Linked DNA regions of Homo sapiens: region 2 is linked to region 1. A link is a contact called in ENCODE Hi-C or POLR2A ChIA-PET data. All regions are on one chromosome and are shown on one strand. The core of a region is the stretch at or near the end of the contact, and the rest is flanking DNA. Distances in the headings are between cores, read along the strand shown.

Region 1 (7,078 bases), core at 3,204-5,703:
TGGCCAGAAGATGCCTCCTCTAAAACTGAGGAACCACAGCCCTGAGCTCGGACATAGTGAGAAAGGTAGCATGTGGGACCGGAACCCAGGCTTCTAGACTCAACCCTTGCTTGTCTCCCAGCTGCAGGTGCCAGAGAAGTTGGGGTTTGACTGGGGCACTTGGCCTGGGTCTGTCCTGCCCTGCTCAGCCCAGGAGCCCAGAGCCCTGCACTGTGTAAACCTGGTCCACACTATCCACTGTGGTCTTGCCAGTTTCATCTCCCTCCCTCCTGTTTGAAGCCACGTGGGCTTGTGGAGCCTGGGTTCCAGCCCTGGATCTGCTGTGATGCTGGGGCAAGGCCCTATCCCCACGCTGGCTGTCAGCTGTCCCCACTATCTGGATGGCCGCCAGGCCAATGGGTGCTCTCAGGGCAGCTCGGGATTTATCCCCACCCCATTCTTCCTGGGGCTCCCTCGTACCTCTACTGCTGGCCAGCAGCTGTGTGTGTTGCCTGCACAGCTGGGGCTGCAGCTCCCCGCAGGCCTGGCAGAGAAGACTGACCAAGTATGGGTGGAGACAGCAGTACAGACAGCCGGGCACCCTCCCATCAGCTCTCCCAGGCCTGAGGGATAGTGGGTATAAGGCTCAGAGCTTCAGGTTCCGCCTCAGAGCCGGCAAGACTCACAGGGAAGGGGCCGTCCAGCCCTGCCCTCTTCTTGCCCTGGTCAGGGAGGATGTGGAGACTCTAGCTTCACCACTGGGTGACCTAAGTCAACCTTCTCAGATTCCCTGAGCCTTGGGCAAATGCAAACAAAGCTGTGTGGGATGGATGGGCAGTGGGGTCCGTGGAGCAGGTGAGGTGCCAGCCTGGAGTGGTGTTACACCCAAGACCCCCTGCTGGATTCTGCATGGTGCAGGATTGGGGTGGGACTGGCATTCTAGTGCATGTGTGGGCATTGGGGTGCTGGGTAGGGCTTGGGGAGCCCCCTTCATGCTCAGAGAAGGGCTCACCATTGGCTCAGAAAGCCTGGCCTGGCAGTGAGCATTTTGGGGTCCTCTCTGTTGGGGGCTTGCCTCTTGGTGGCTGTGCAGTGGAGATAATGTTTCCTTCTCCCTCCCCTTGTGTCTCTTATTTTTTTTTTTTTTTTTTTTAGAAATAGGGTCTTAGGTCAGGCGTGGTGGCTCACGCCTGTAATTCCACCACTTTGGGAGGTGAAGGCAGGCGGATCACCTGAGGTCAGGAGTTCGAGACCAGCCTGGCCAACATGGTGAAACCCCGTCTCTACTAAAAATACAAAAATTAGCCAGTTGTGGTGGTGCACTCCTGTGGGCTCAGCTACTTGGGAAGCTGAGGCACAAGAATCGCTTGAACTCAGCAGGCGGAGGTTGCAGTGAGCTGAGATCGTGCCACTGCACTCCAGAATGGGTGACAGAGTGAGACTCGGTCTCAAAAAAAAAAAAAAAAATAGAGTCTTGCTCTGTGGCCCAGGATGGGGTTCAGTGGCAGGATCACAGATCACAGCTCACTGCAGCCTCAAACTTCTGGACTCAAGCAATCCTCCCACCTTAGCCTCCTAAGTAGCTGGGACTACAGGTGTGTGTCACCATGCCTGGCTAATTTTTTTTTTTTAATAGGAGGTGAGGTCTCACTGTGTTGTCCAGGCTGGTCTCGAACTCCTGGCCTCAAATGATCTTGCCTTGGCATCCCAGAGTGCTAGGATTGCAGGCGTGAGCCACCGTACCTAGCCTATCTTTATTTTTCTTTTAAAAAAATGATTAAGAAGCCGGGCATGGTGGCTCATGCCTGTAATCCCAGCACTTTGGGAGGCCAAGGCAGGTGGATCACCTGAGGTCAGGAGTTCAAGACCAGCCTGGCCAACATAGTGAAACCTCATCTCTACAAAAATACAAAAATTAGCTGGGCATGATGGCAGATGCCTGTAATCCCAGCTACTCGGGAGGCTGAGGCCGGAGAATGGTTTGAACCCGGGAGGTGGAGGTTGCAGTGAGCCGAGATCACGCCATTGCACTCCAACCTGGGTGACAGAGGGAGACTCTGACAAAAAAACCTGGGCGACAGAGGGAGACTCTGACAAAAAAAAAAAAAAGTTTAAGAAATCTGTTAGATATTCAAAGGAGTAGACAGGATACATTGAACACCCATGTGCACCCCATAGGGCTAGGAAACAAACCTTAGAAATATAACAAAGGCTGGGCATGGTGGCTGATGCCTGTAATCCCAGCACTCTGGGAGGCTGAGCCAAGAGAATCACTTGAAGCCAGGAGTTCAAGACCAGCCTGGGCAACATAGTGAGATCCTCTCTTTACATAAATTAGCCGGATATGGTGGCATACACCTGTGGTCCCAACTACTCGGGAGGCTAAGGAAGGAGGATCACTTGAGCCCAGGAGTTCAAGGCTACAGTGAGCTATGATTGCATCACTACACTCTTGCCTGGGCAACAGAGGGAGACCCTGTCTCCAAAAATAAATAAATGAATGAATGAATAAATAAATAAATAAATAAAGTCCCCAGTTACCCCACCCCAGTCCCCTCCCACCACCAAACCACCCCTCCCTGCTCTTACAATGGAGTTCATCCTGTGGGTGGCTCCAGGGCAGGCAGGCCAATTGCCAGGGAGGACCCTCTAGGGGACCATCCATCCCTCCACTGTACACTTACGTTCCCTGTCCAGCCCAGGCACTGTGCCATCCGTGCCCACCCACCCACTGCTCTGCCCCCTCTCCAATACTTGGCATTGCCAGGCCTTTTGACTTGCCCATTGGATGGGGCACCCTGGGTTTGCATTTTCCTGTTCCTGGGGAGGCACAGCAGCTCTCTGTCTCTCAGCTGGTGGGTTGTGCAGCCTGGCCTCCCCCGCAAAGGCTGGTCCCATTCCTGCCCACCTGTCGTTGGGTTGCCCTCAGGTTTGTGCCCTGTGGTTGCTTTGAGTTCTCTGCTGCAGCCCCTACCTCCCCCCACCTCCCTCCCAGTGTCCCCTCTCTGTCCCAGATCAGGCCTCATTTTGTTTGTTGTTTGTTTGTTTTTGAGACGGAGTCTCACTTTGTCGCCCAGGCTGGAGTGCAATGGCACCATCTCAGCTCACTGCAATCTCTGCCTCCTGGGTTCAAGTGATTCTCCTGCCTCAGTCTCCCAAGTGGCTGGGATTACAGGCATGCGCCACCACGCCCAGCTAATTTTTCTATTTTTAGTAGAGATGGGGTTTCGCCATGTTGCCCAGGCTGGTCTTGAACTCCTGACCTCAGGTGATCCTCCTGTCTTGGCCTCCCAAAGTGCTGGGATTACAGACATGAGTCACCGCACCCGGTCACATTTTAGGGATCTGCTTCCATCTCAGCAGCCCCCAGCTGGCTTCTCTCCCTGCACCCCAACCCCCCCCCACCGCCCCTGCTGCCAGTTCACCATCATCCTCAGCTCCCAGAGCGGTCTTGCTGGTGTGCTTGTCTGATTGTGGGGGACCCCTGGCTTGGAGTCTCTCTGTGGCCCCTCATCCCCTCAGCCTGATTGCTGGGGCACGTCCAGGAGACCCTGCCTGTCTCTCATACTCTCTAGATCCCCTGCTGCCTTCCAGCCCCACCAGATCCTTGGGTGTTGGGTGGACCTGGCAGAGTGTGGTCAGTTTCCTTTGCGGGATCCCAGACCCTCTGCCCCGCAGGTGCTGCCTGCCCAGGCTCCCGGTTACGGGTCCCTTGCTCCTCCGAGAGGTGCTGTTGTGCCTGGTGCCCTAGGGCTTGTGGCATGTGGGCAGGGGCTGTGCTGAGCCTACCTCTGGGGCCTGATTGTGGGGACTGCGGGTTACACCTCAGGAAGTGTGGGCATGAGCACCCCAGCTGCTGGGACCCCCGAGGGCCCTGGAGAGAGTGGGCTCTGGTGAAGGCTGGATGTGACCCACCCCAGCCAGCAGCAGTGTCCCTGCCAAGCACCTGCCCCTCCGGGAGAGAGCCACGTCCGGGGTCTCTGCAGGCGTGCCCGCTTCCTGGCTCCTGCCTCCCTCGCCCCAGGATGAGGCTGGCCCGCCAAACCAAGATGGGCTTTCCACTGCTCTATTTGGCACCCGTCCCCCTCCGCCGGGGCCCTGATTGGCAGAGTTCCGAGGCTGCAGCCCGCCACCCCCGGGCAGCTGAAATGGAAGGCGTGAAATGCAGCCGGGGCTTGTCTCTGGGAAACGGCATCGGAGGGTGGCACAAAAGGGGGACTGTTGGTCTGAATGCCACCCCGCCCTCGCCTGTCCGTCCTGTGCACCAGGGCCTCCAGAGAGTAGTGACAGTCCCCTTCCCGAGCAGCCGGGCATACTCCTGGGGTGTCTTCTCTGCCTCACTCCCAGGAGGTGGTGACACTTGTACCCCATTTTACAGGTAATGAAACTGAGGCTCTCTCTGGGCCAAGGGCTCACAGCCACTCGGAGAAAGTCTGGGGTTTGGAGCTGGGACTGCCCCAGGCTTCCCCGCCTCCCACGTCGGCCACAGTGTGGCCAGAGGCCAATTTATCATCAAGTCCCAGCGTTTTCCAAGAATCCCTCTCTCTTCCTCTGTCCCACCAGCACAGCTGAGTCACACGAGGGCAGGTGGCCTCCCCCTTCTTCCTGTTCACTATTCTCCCCTCTCCCCTTCCGGGTGCTCCTCGGGGACAGGGGGGCTGCTCCCCCTCTGCACCCTTCTCCCCCTCCCACAGCAAGGGTGGCCGGGCCTGACTGAATGCCGCCTTGGTTCTCCTCTCCTGCCAGCTCTTTGGTTTCCTTTGTGAGCCGTGGCAGGCGGACGCTGTCCCCAGAGGCCAGGGGGCTCACAAATGTTATTCCAGGGCTGGGCTCGGCAGGATGGGAGGTAGGGAAGGGCCAGACCCGGGTCTGATTCCAGGACAGCCACTTAGCAGTGTGTGACTTTGAGTCCCCGAACTTCTCTGCACTCGGGAAGCTCCACCTGTCAGAGGACCTCTGCCTTGTGCAGGGGCTGGGGAGGACATGAGGCCACATTCGTGCAATGCCTGGTAGACAGTAGGTTCGTTTTTTTGTTTTTGGTTTTGTTTTGTTTGAGTGTCGATCTGTCGCCCAGGCTGGAGTGCAATGGCACCATCTCGGCTCACCACAACCTCCGCCTCCTGGGTTCAAGTGATTCTCCTGCCTCAGCCTCCCTAGTAGCTGGGACTACAGGTGCCCACCACCATGCCTGGCTAATTTTTTTGTATTTTTAGTAGAGACAGGGTTTCACTCTGTTGGCCAGGCTGGTCTCAAACTCCTGACCTTGTGATCTGCCCGCCTCAGCCTCCCAAAGTTCTGGGATTACAGGCATGAGCCACCGTGCCCGGCAACAGTAGGTTCTTCATACTGGAGGCTGCTGGGGGGTGGTTCAGGAGGGCTGGAGGTTAATTTTGGGAGCGTTCCCTGGGAGTAGTGTTTCTGGGGATTTGTGTCCTCTGGGCGGCTGTAGGTGTGTTGTCGTGGGAATTCCAGATCATGGCTCTGTGCCAGGCACCATGGCTCAGGCTGGGTTCCCAGAGAGGAGAGACTATGGCCCTGCCTGAAGTTGCCTGTAAGCTCCCAGGTGGCATGACGAAGACAGACAAGAACAGCATACTCTCTCCTCCTTGGCTCCACATGTGATCCTGAGGTCTCTGTGGGCCGAAGGTCCTGAGAGACTTCCTGGAGGAGGTGGCATCAGGCTAGGTGTCAGTAGGTAATGCAAATAGGAGAAGTGAAGCAGGTGGGAGAAAAGACACAGGTGGCCTCTGGGAGGTGGGACAGTGTCAGGCGGGTGGTAAGGACTGCAGGGTCATCTGCAGGAGCCTCCAGTGCCAGGGACAGGGTTCTCACGCCTGATCTCTGCCTCAGAGGGGATGCTGGCTGGTTGGGAGGCCAGACCGGCTGTGTGATGACCTGTGGTGTCTGACCAGCTGGGCTGATCACCACAAGCCACTCAGACCTGAGTGCTATGTCCTAAGGAGGTGAGAATGGTGTCCTGGACTTCTCACCTCTTGGGTAAGTATCATTCATTCATTCATTCATAATCTAGTTTGTTTATTTATTTATATTTATTTATTTTGAGATGGAGTCTCGCTTTGTTGCCCAGGCTGGAGCATGGTGGTGCGATGTCAGCTCACTGCAACCTCCGCCTTCCGGGTTCAAGCGATTCTCCTGCCTCCACCTCCCAAGTAGCTGGAACTACAGGTGTGTGCCACCACGCCCAGCTAATTTTTGTATTTTTAGTAGAGACAGGGTTTCACCACGTTGGCCGGGCTGGTCTCAAACTCCTGACCTTCAGTGATCTGCCTGCCTCGGCCGTCTTTTCATGTGCTTATGGGCTGTTTATATATCTTCTTTGGTGAAATGTGTATTCAAAGTGCTGAGATTACAGGCGTGAGCCACCATGCCCGGCCCTTTTTAAAAAATTTTTTTAACTTTTTTAGAGACAGGGTCTCACTCTGTCACCCAGGCTGGAGTGTGGTAGTGTGATCACAGCTCACTGCAGCCTCAACCTCCTGGGCTGAAGCAATCCTCTCACCTTAGCCTCCCCAGTAGCTCGGACTACAGGCATGCACCACCACACCTGGCTACATTTTGTATTATTTTGTAGAGATAGATTTTCGCCATGTTGCCCAGGCTGGTCTCAAACTCCTGAGCTCCAGCAATTCACCCACCTCGGCCTCCCAAAGTGCTGGGATTACAGGTATAAGCCACTATGCCCGGCCTCTCCCATCTTAAGTGTATGGTTTGGGCCCAGCATAGTGGCTCACACCTGTAATCCCAGCACTTGGGGAGGCCAATGCAGGTGGGTCACCTGAGGTCAGGAGTTTGAGACCAACCTAGCCAACATGATGAAACCCCGTCTCTACTAAAAATTAATTGTATGGTTTGATGACTTCTAGTATAAACATAGAGTTGTGCAACTATCACCACACCCCAGTTTTAGGACATTTCTACTACCCAGAAAGTTCTCTGTGCCCATTTGCAGCCAATCTGTGTTTCCAGGCCCAGGCAACCACTAATCTGCATTCTGTGTATACGGTTTTGAAATTTCATATGAACGGATTCATACAATATGGAGTCCTTCGTGTCTAGTTTCTTCTACTTAGCAAAATGT
Region 2 (7,857 bases), core at 759-3,258, 220 kb after region 1:
CCCTGGCCCAGCCACGCCTCCTCACTCCTCAGAGCTGCAAAGGGCTGTCTGCACCTGCCCCTGAGTCTCTCCCCGCCCCAGGCAGGTGTGAGCCAGGCGGAGGTTGGGGGAGGGGAACCAGGGAGGAGCCGGCTCTGCCTGCCTTGGGAGGGTTCTGCCCAGGCCAGTGTTCTGGCCTGTCCCACGCTCTGGACTTTCCAAAATGCCAAGCCTTTTCCAAATGTCAGTTCCTGAGTCACATCCAAAGAGTGTTGGGTGTGGAGTGGTCAAGATCTTGTTCCCCATAAAGCCGGAGCTCCCTCTGGGGAGCTGCGTGGGGGAGAAGGCAGCTGCCCAGTACTGGGGACCCCACGGGTGGTGGGGACGGGGTCTGGCAGCCCAAGGCATTCCACTGGTCGTGGGTGAGCAAACCCTGCTCCCAGCTCTACCAGCCACCAAATCTGGGTGAATTGGGCCAGTGACAGTGTGGGTGGTACAAAGGAGGAAGAAACAGAAAAATTAGAATTGGGGGAAACATTAGGCTTCAGGAAGTCTCGAGGACATGTCCTCTGGGATGATGCTGGGACCAGGTGAGGGGCCGAGGAGGGTGCATGGTGGCACTGCATGAAGGCAGCCCCTTCCCAAGGGGCAACAGCAGGGTTCGGGGGTTGGCCCTCTGTCCACTGAATCTCCCCAGTGCTGAAAAGACAAGCCCCAATAAACCAGATGAACCAGACGGAGACAAATTCACAGGCACTCAAAGGACCAATTGCTCAAGGGCTGGGGCTGGGGGTGGCTGCTGATGTGGGAGGTGGGGGGGAAGTGGGGAGAGATGCTTTGCCAGCTGTTGAGATTTCGAAGGTTTCATTTGACAACGAGCTAAGTGTGACATCTCAGTGGGATCTGGATGCCAAAGCCGCCAACGCAGACCTGGGCCGCTGCATCAACAGGAAAACAGTGTCAGAGGCACCCAAGGGAGGGCCCAAGCAGGGCTGGAGGGAGGTCCAGCTCTGGGCTGGCACTTACAGGAACACAGACAAAGCATAGTGTGGCCAGAGAAGCAGGGCTAGGACAGGGAGGGGCCTGAGGAACAGCCAGGAGATATGGGAGCCTGGAGGGAGGACAGTGTATCGAGGCCCCGTCCATGGTCATACGGGGAGGCAAGAGTGAAGTGGATACTCAGGTCAGGGGAAGGGTGACCCATGAAAGTACTTGCTTAAGGCCAGGAGCGGTGGCTCATGCCTGTAATCTTAGCACTTTGGGAAGCTGAGGCAAGAGGATCACTTGAGCCCAGGAGTTCAAGATCAGTCTGGGCAACATAGCAAGACCCCGTCTCTTCAAAAAATAAAAAAGTAAATAGCTGGGCATGGTAACACATGCCTGTAGTCCTAGCTACTCAAAAGGCTGAGGTAGGAGGATGACTTTAGCCAGAAGTCGAGGCTGCAGTGAGCAATGATTATGCCACTGCACTTCAGCCTGGGCTGTTAGCAAGACCCTGTCTCTGAAAAAGAAAGAAAGAAAGTACCAGCTTGTATTAGGAACATAGTAGGTGCTTAAAAAGTATTTGGTGTGGGGCCGGGGACTGTGGTTCACTCCTTTAATCCCAGCACTTTGGGAGGCCAAGGCAGGCGGATCACCTGAGGTCAGGAGTTCAAAACCAGCCTGGCCAACATGGTGAAACCCTGACTCTACTAAAAATACAAAAATTAGCTGGGCGTGGTGGCACACGCCTGTAATCCCAGCTACTCGGGAGGCTGAGGCAGGAGAATTGCTTGAACCCAGTCAGGGAGTTTGCAGTGAGCCAAGATTGTGCCGCTGCACTCCAGCCTGGGCAACAGAGCAAGACTCCATCAGGGAAAAAAAAAAAGTATTTGATGAATGAATTAATGAAAACGTGTAGCTGGGGTCGAAGTGAATGACTGAAATGGCACAAGTCTGGGAAAACAGAGCAAGTAGCCTGGGCATGAGCCTGGATTCTGTCTGCTTGGCTGTTGGCAGAGCCGTCAGCTTCTGGGGTGTGTTTTGTTTATGGCGCTGGTGAATGAAGGGCGTGCCAAGCTCCTCCCTGGAAGAAGGCACACACCTGTGCTCACCTGTGCAACTACTCGCCTGCCAGGAGCTAATCTCAAGCTTGGGCACTTCCTTTAGCCATTTGTATATTCACTATGCAGAAAGCACTTAGTGTGTGCCCAGCCCCATTGAGGTCGCAGTGGCAAGGCAGAAAACAAAACCCCTACTCTTTTTCAGACAGTCTCGCTCTGTCACCCAGGCTGGAGTGTAGTGGTGCAATCACAGCTCACTGCATCTTCGAACTCCTGGACTCAAGCGATCCTCCAGCATCAGCCTGCCAAGTAGCTGGGACTACAGGCCCAAGCCCGGCTAATTTTTTGTATTTTTATAGAGATGGCTTCTTACTGTGTTGCCCAGGCTGGTCTTGAACTCCTGGGCTCAAGCATTTCCCAACAACTGTAGCCTTCCAAAGTGCTGGGATGACAGGCATGAGCCACTGCACCTGGCCAAAACCCCTGTTCTTATGCAGCTTCCTTTCTAGACAGTACACATAGAGATGAGTGTGGATGTAGTGTCAGGTGATGACCAGTGGATGACAGACACAGCAGGGGAGGGAATGAGGGATGGAGGAGGCTGTGTTAGGCTGCCAAAGTGCTATTTGAGCAAACACCTGAAAGGAGGGAGGGAGGGAGGGAGGGAAGGAAAGATGGGTGGATGGATGGATGGATGGATGGATGGATGGATGGATGGATGGATGGATGAATGGATGGATGGGCAGATGGATATACAGCCGGGTGGGTGGGTGGGTGGATGGATGGATGGATGGATGGATGGATGGATGGATGGATGAAAGGATGGATGGATGAATGGGCAGATGGATGGATGGATGGATGGATGGATGGATGGATGGATGGATGGATGGATGGACGGACAACCGGGTGGATGGGTGGATGGATGGATGGATGGATGGATGGATGGATGGATGGATGGATAGACGGATGGATGGATGGATGGATAGACGGACTGATGGATGGATGTTTATGGATTTCTAGGAGAAAGGGATCTGAGCAGACAGAAGAGCAGGTACAAAGGCATTGAACCGAGTGTATGCTCCTGGCCTGTAGGGGAAGCACCAAGGGGGCGGCAGGGGTAGGGGGAGCACACAGAGGCATGAAGGGGGCAGATGAGGCCAGAGGTGATGAAGTCACATACGTAGGACTTTGGCTGTCACCAAATGAGATGGGAGCCACTGGACATTTTTTATTTTTATTTTTTGAGACAGGGTCTCACTCTGTTGCCCAGGCTGGAGTGCAGTGGCATGATCTTGGCTCACTGCAGCTTCGAACTCCTAGGCTCAAGTGATTCTCCCACCTCAGCCTCCCGAGTAGCTGGGACCACAGGCGTGCACCACCACACCTAGCTTTTTGTATTTTACTTTCTGCAGAGATGGGGTCTTGCTGTGTTGTCCAGGCTGGTCTTGAACTCCTGGGCTCAAGCCATCTGTCCACCTCAGCCTCCCGGAGTGCTGGAATTACAGGCATGAGTCACCGCACCCAGCCCAGCCAATTTCCTAACAGAAAAGTGATATGATTTTGACATTTCTGCAGGATCCCTCTGGCCGCTACATGGCCAGAGTGGAGTGGGGACGGTGGGAGGTGATGGGGACCGCAGCTCCCGGGTCCTGTGTGTCCAGCAGCCTGTCTAACACTCAGCCTTGCTGTTTGGTTGTCTTTCCAGCGGAAGCCCTGGGCCTGGACCACATGGTCCCCGTGCCCTACCGGAAGATTGCCTGTGACCCGGAGGCTGTGGAGATCGTGGGCATCCCGGACAAGATCCCCTTCAAGCGCCCCTGCACTTATGGAGTCCCCAAGCTGAAGCGGATCCTGGAGGAGCGCCATAGTATCCACTTCATCATTAAGAGGTGCGGGTGGGGCTGGGCGCAGTGGCTCATGCCTGTAATCCCAGCACTTTGGGAGGCCAAGGCAGGCAGATCGCTTGAGGCCAGGAGTTCGAGACCAGCCTGGTCAACATGGCAAAACCCCGTCTCTATTAACAATACAAAAATTAGCCAGGTGTGGTGGTGGGTGCCTGTAATCCCAGCTACTTGGGACGCTGAGGCAGGAGAATCTCTTGAACCCGGGAGGCAGAGGTTGCAATGAGCCAAGATCATGCCACTGCACTCCAGCCTGGGTGACAAAGTGAGACTCTGTCTCAAAAAAGAGAGGTGCGGGTGGGCGTAGGGGTCTGGCCTTCTGCTCCGGGCTTGGCTTGGGCTCCGGGTTTTGGGGCATGTGGGCTAAGCAGGGGCCTGGGGAGGCAATGATGGGGCAGGGGCAGAATGAATGGGTTCTCTAACTTAACACAGAGAATAAGACGAGTCTGAGAGAGAATTCTGTTATAGCTCCTTGTGTAGCTGTGTGGCCTATTCCTTCTGGGCCTTTTGAGGATTGAATGGAAAATGCAGGCACGGTGTCTGGCCTAATCAGGCACTTTGTAATTTTTTTTTTTTTTTTTTTTTGAATAGAGATGGGATCTTGCTATATTGCCCAGGCCTGCATAGCCTGAGTGTCAGAGCAAGGCCCTGTTTCTTAAAAAAAAAAAAAAAAAAAAAAAGGCGGCAGGGGTGGGGGGAAGGGACAATGATGGCCCCCCCGACCCAAGTTTTCCTAACATAAAATGAAAAAGTGGATGAAACACACCTGACATGTAGCAGATGTTTAATAAGCATGAGGTGTTTTTTCATTGTCCTTATTTCCCTTGTGAATTAAAACATCATTAAGTGCATCGGTGCACCTGAAGACATTTCCGACCTGGGCGTCCTTGGGCAAGTTACTTAACCACTCTGTGCCTCATTTACATAAACCAGGCCTGATACCAGCCCAGGCAACATGGCGAGACCCCATCTCTGCAAAATATTTAAAAAGTTAGCCAGGCATGGTGGCAGGTACCTGTAGTCCCAGCTACTTGGAGGCTGAGATGGGAGGATCACTTGACCACAGGAGTTCGAGACTGCAGTGAGCTATGATCGTGCCACTGCACTCCAGCCTGGGTGACAGAGTGACACCCCATCTCAAAAAATAAAAAATAGGCCAGGCATGGTGGCCTGGATTACGCCTGTAATCCCAGCACTTTGGGAGGCCAGGATGAGTGGATCACCTGAGGTCAAGAGTTTGAGACCAGCCCGGCCAACATGGTGAAACTCCGTCTCTACTAAACATACAAAAATTAGCCAGGTGTGGTGGCGCACGCCTGTAGTCCCAGCTACTCGGGAGGCTGAGGCATGAGAATGGCTTGAATTCGGGCGACAGAGATTGCAGTGAGCCAAGATGGCACAACTGCACTCCAGCCTGGGTGACAGCGAGAATCCATCTCTAAATAAATAAATTAAACATAGAATAACCAGGCCTGATAATTGTCCATGCCTCATAGTGTTGATCGGAGAGTAAATTACCAGATGTGGATGAAATGCTTAGAACAGTGGCTACAGCTTCAGAGCCTCCAAGTACACTTTTTTCTATTACACACCCCAGCCTCATCATTTAACCATCTGAGATCATGCTGGCAAAAGTGAGTCAGGAGAGGAGGGCTTAAAAAGGAGCCAGGGGCTGAGCACAGTGGCTTACGGCCTGTAATCCCAGCACTTTAGGAGGCCAAGGTAGGCGGATCACTTGAGCCTAGGAGTTCAAGACCAGCCTGGCCAACGTAGCAAGACCCCATCTCCAAAAAGAAAAAAAAAAAGTGGGGGGAGCCAGGAGGTAGAGTCTCTGCCCTGGCCCAGGTATCTGCAGGGTATGCACCATCTGGGAGTCAGAAGTGCTTTCTACAAGGCCTGAGGGTCTTGTTATTGGTGGTACAGCTCTCTGCCCCCCACCTCTGCCCCAACCCCAACTCATGCCAAGTTCTGGCCTCCTACTTCTCATGTCTGTATTCCTACTGGGATACAATAGAATCCCCCAGGGCTGTGGGTTCACACCTCAGGGGCAGATATATTGGTTCTAGCTAAGCCAGAACTTAGGAGGAGAAAGTATCTGGAGAAGATTTCTAGAACTCAGAACTGTGCTTAGAGGCTGGCCAGCGACCCCTTGGTCAGTGCCTATCATGTGGGCCTTCCAGTCCGGGCAGCCCGTGAGGGCATCTGACCGCTCCCTGACATCTGCCTCCACCCCCAATGCCCCCCCAGGGAATGGTGTAAGTCCCTGATGCTGTCTCGAACCCACATCTCCCCGACCCTGTTCTCCCTGATAAATAAATAAAACTGTAAATAATAAAACTGCAGGCTGGGCACAGTGGCTTACACTTGTAATCCTAGCACTTGGAAAGGCTGAGACAGGAGGATCACTTGAGGCCAGGAGTTTGAGACCAACCTGGGCAATATAGTGAGACCCTATTTCTACAAAAAATAAAATAAATAGCCAGGCCTGGTGGTATGCACCTGTAGTCCTAGCTACTGAGGAGGCTGACGGAGGAGGATCACTTGAGCCCAGGAATTGGAGGCTGCAGTGAGCTATGATCACGCCACTGCACTCCAGCCTGGGCGACAGAGCCAGACCCTATCTCTGAAAACAATAATAAAACGACAACCAATGCTGACTGTGTCTCCATCACTGGGTGGGGCTGAGGAAGCAGGCCTCAGAAAGGAAGCCAGTTTTCCCCCAAAATTATTCCCTGAGGCTGCCTCTGGGCCTGTGGATCCAGATGTGTGGGGGCCTTCAGGAGTGGCAGGGGAGTGGGGCCTCCAGCGTGAAAACAGAAGTCACCGTCAGCCTTGCACCCCCGGCTCTGCCTCCCAGGACTGGTGTTTTTGCCTCTGTTTTAATTTCCTGCTGGGTCCTCCCTTGGACATTGTCAGGTATGCAGGCTGGGACATCCCTTCTTTCCTCCTACATTCCCCCTAGAGCCCAAGGCTCTGTCCGTGGTCCAGCCACTCCATGGCAGGGAAGCTGTACCTCCATAATCAGCTGCCTGAGGGCCCCTGACCCACCACCAGGCACCACCCTGGTGGGGCTGAGGTTAGAAGGGAAAGAATGCCAGAACTCCAGTCCTGGAGGCAGGAGAGTGTGTGAGCCCAGCCCCGCCCTCTCAGACTCTCAGACCTTTATTTCATCCTCATTTTCCTGGCTAGAGGTTCCATGCATCATTTTTTTTTTTTTTTTTTTCAGATGGAGTCTCACTCTATTGCCCAGGCTGGAGTGCAGTGGTGCTATGTCGGCTCACTGAAACCTCCGCCTCTCAGGTTCAAGCAATTCTCCTGCCTCCGCCTCCCAAGTAGCTGGGATTACAGGCATGCACCACCACACCTGGCTAGTTTTTGTATTTTTAGTAGAGACGGGGTTTCACCATGTTGGCCAGGCTGGTCTCAAACTCCTGACCTCAGGTGATCCACCTGCCTGGGCTTCCCAAAGTACTGGGATTATAGGCTTGAGCCACCACGCCCGGCTGGTTCCATGCATCTTACCTGGATGACTTGGGTCCCTAAATGGGCCCCTGGGTGCCCAGCCTCCCCTCCTCCAATACATTCTCTGATAATCTGACCTTGTCATGACCATTGGGGCACCTGTTGCCCACAGGGTAGAGGCCAGGTGCCTGAGGACAGCACTGAAGGCCGTGCACCTCCACCTCCAGCCTCCAGTCACCTCACCTAGCTCACTGCTCTCTCTCCTGCAAAGTCTCTCCTGCTTCCCTCCCTAAGGGAAGGGCTGGCCGCTCACTGCTTGGGCCCCCTTGATTTCTAAGACACCTGTGAAGGGTCCCACAAGGCCAGGCACAGTGGCTCTTGTCTGTAATCCCAGCGCTCTGGGAGGCTGAGGCAGGAGGATCACTTGAGGTCAGGAGTTCAATGTGGACAACACAGTAAGACCCTGTCTCTAC

What was found. A loop is a pair of places that touch in the nucleus more often than their neighbours do. ChIA-PET counts read pairs that join two places held with the same protein, here RNA polymerase II (POLR2A).
Region 2: a loop to region 1 is called in a map of sciatic nerve, with 6 times the contacts of the local background. The contact joins two enhancer-like sites. A Hi-C loop is called at or near these places in 1 of 168 maps with a recorded cell type or tissue (sciatic nerve). POLR2A ChIA-PET finds 5 or more read pairs at or near these places in 1 of 52 experiments (Caco-2).

Annotation. Positions count from the first base shown.
Region 1 is chr7:74,302,483-74,309,560 of GRCh38, forward strand. All of the region lies in intron 1 of CLIP2 (CAP-Gly domain containing linker protein 2), which reads left to right. Among named protein-coding and RNA genes, the nearest start is that of CLIP2, 17 kb to the left of the region's middle. RefSeq lists enhancers at 4,479-4,623, 5,431-6,069 and a cis regulatory region at 4,546-4,556. Within about 2 kb of position 4,454, at least 8 of the 41 ENCODE cell types and tissues checked have a DNase peak (open chromatin) inside an H3K27ac peak, as active enhancers do.
Region 2 is chr7:74,526,008-74,533,864 of GRCh38, forward strand. GTF2IRD1 (GTF2I repeat domain containing 1) reads left to right here. Exons shown (of 27, transcript NM_005685.4): 9 at 3,727-3,910. WBSCR23 (Williams-Beuren syndrome chromosome region 23) reads left to right here and starts at 6,585. Exons shown (of 1, transcript XR_007060383.1): 1 at 6,585-7,206. Within about 2 kb of position 2,009, at least 5 of the 41 ENCODE cell types and tissues checked have a DNase peak (open chromatin) inside an H3K27ac peak, as active enhancers do.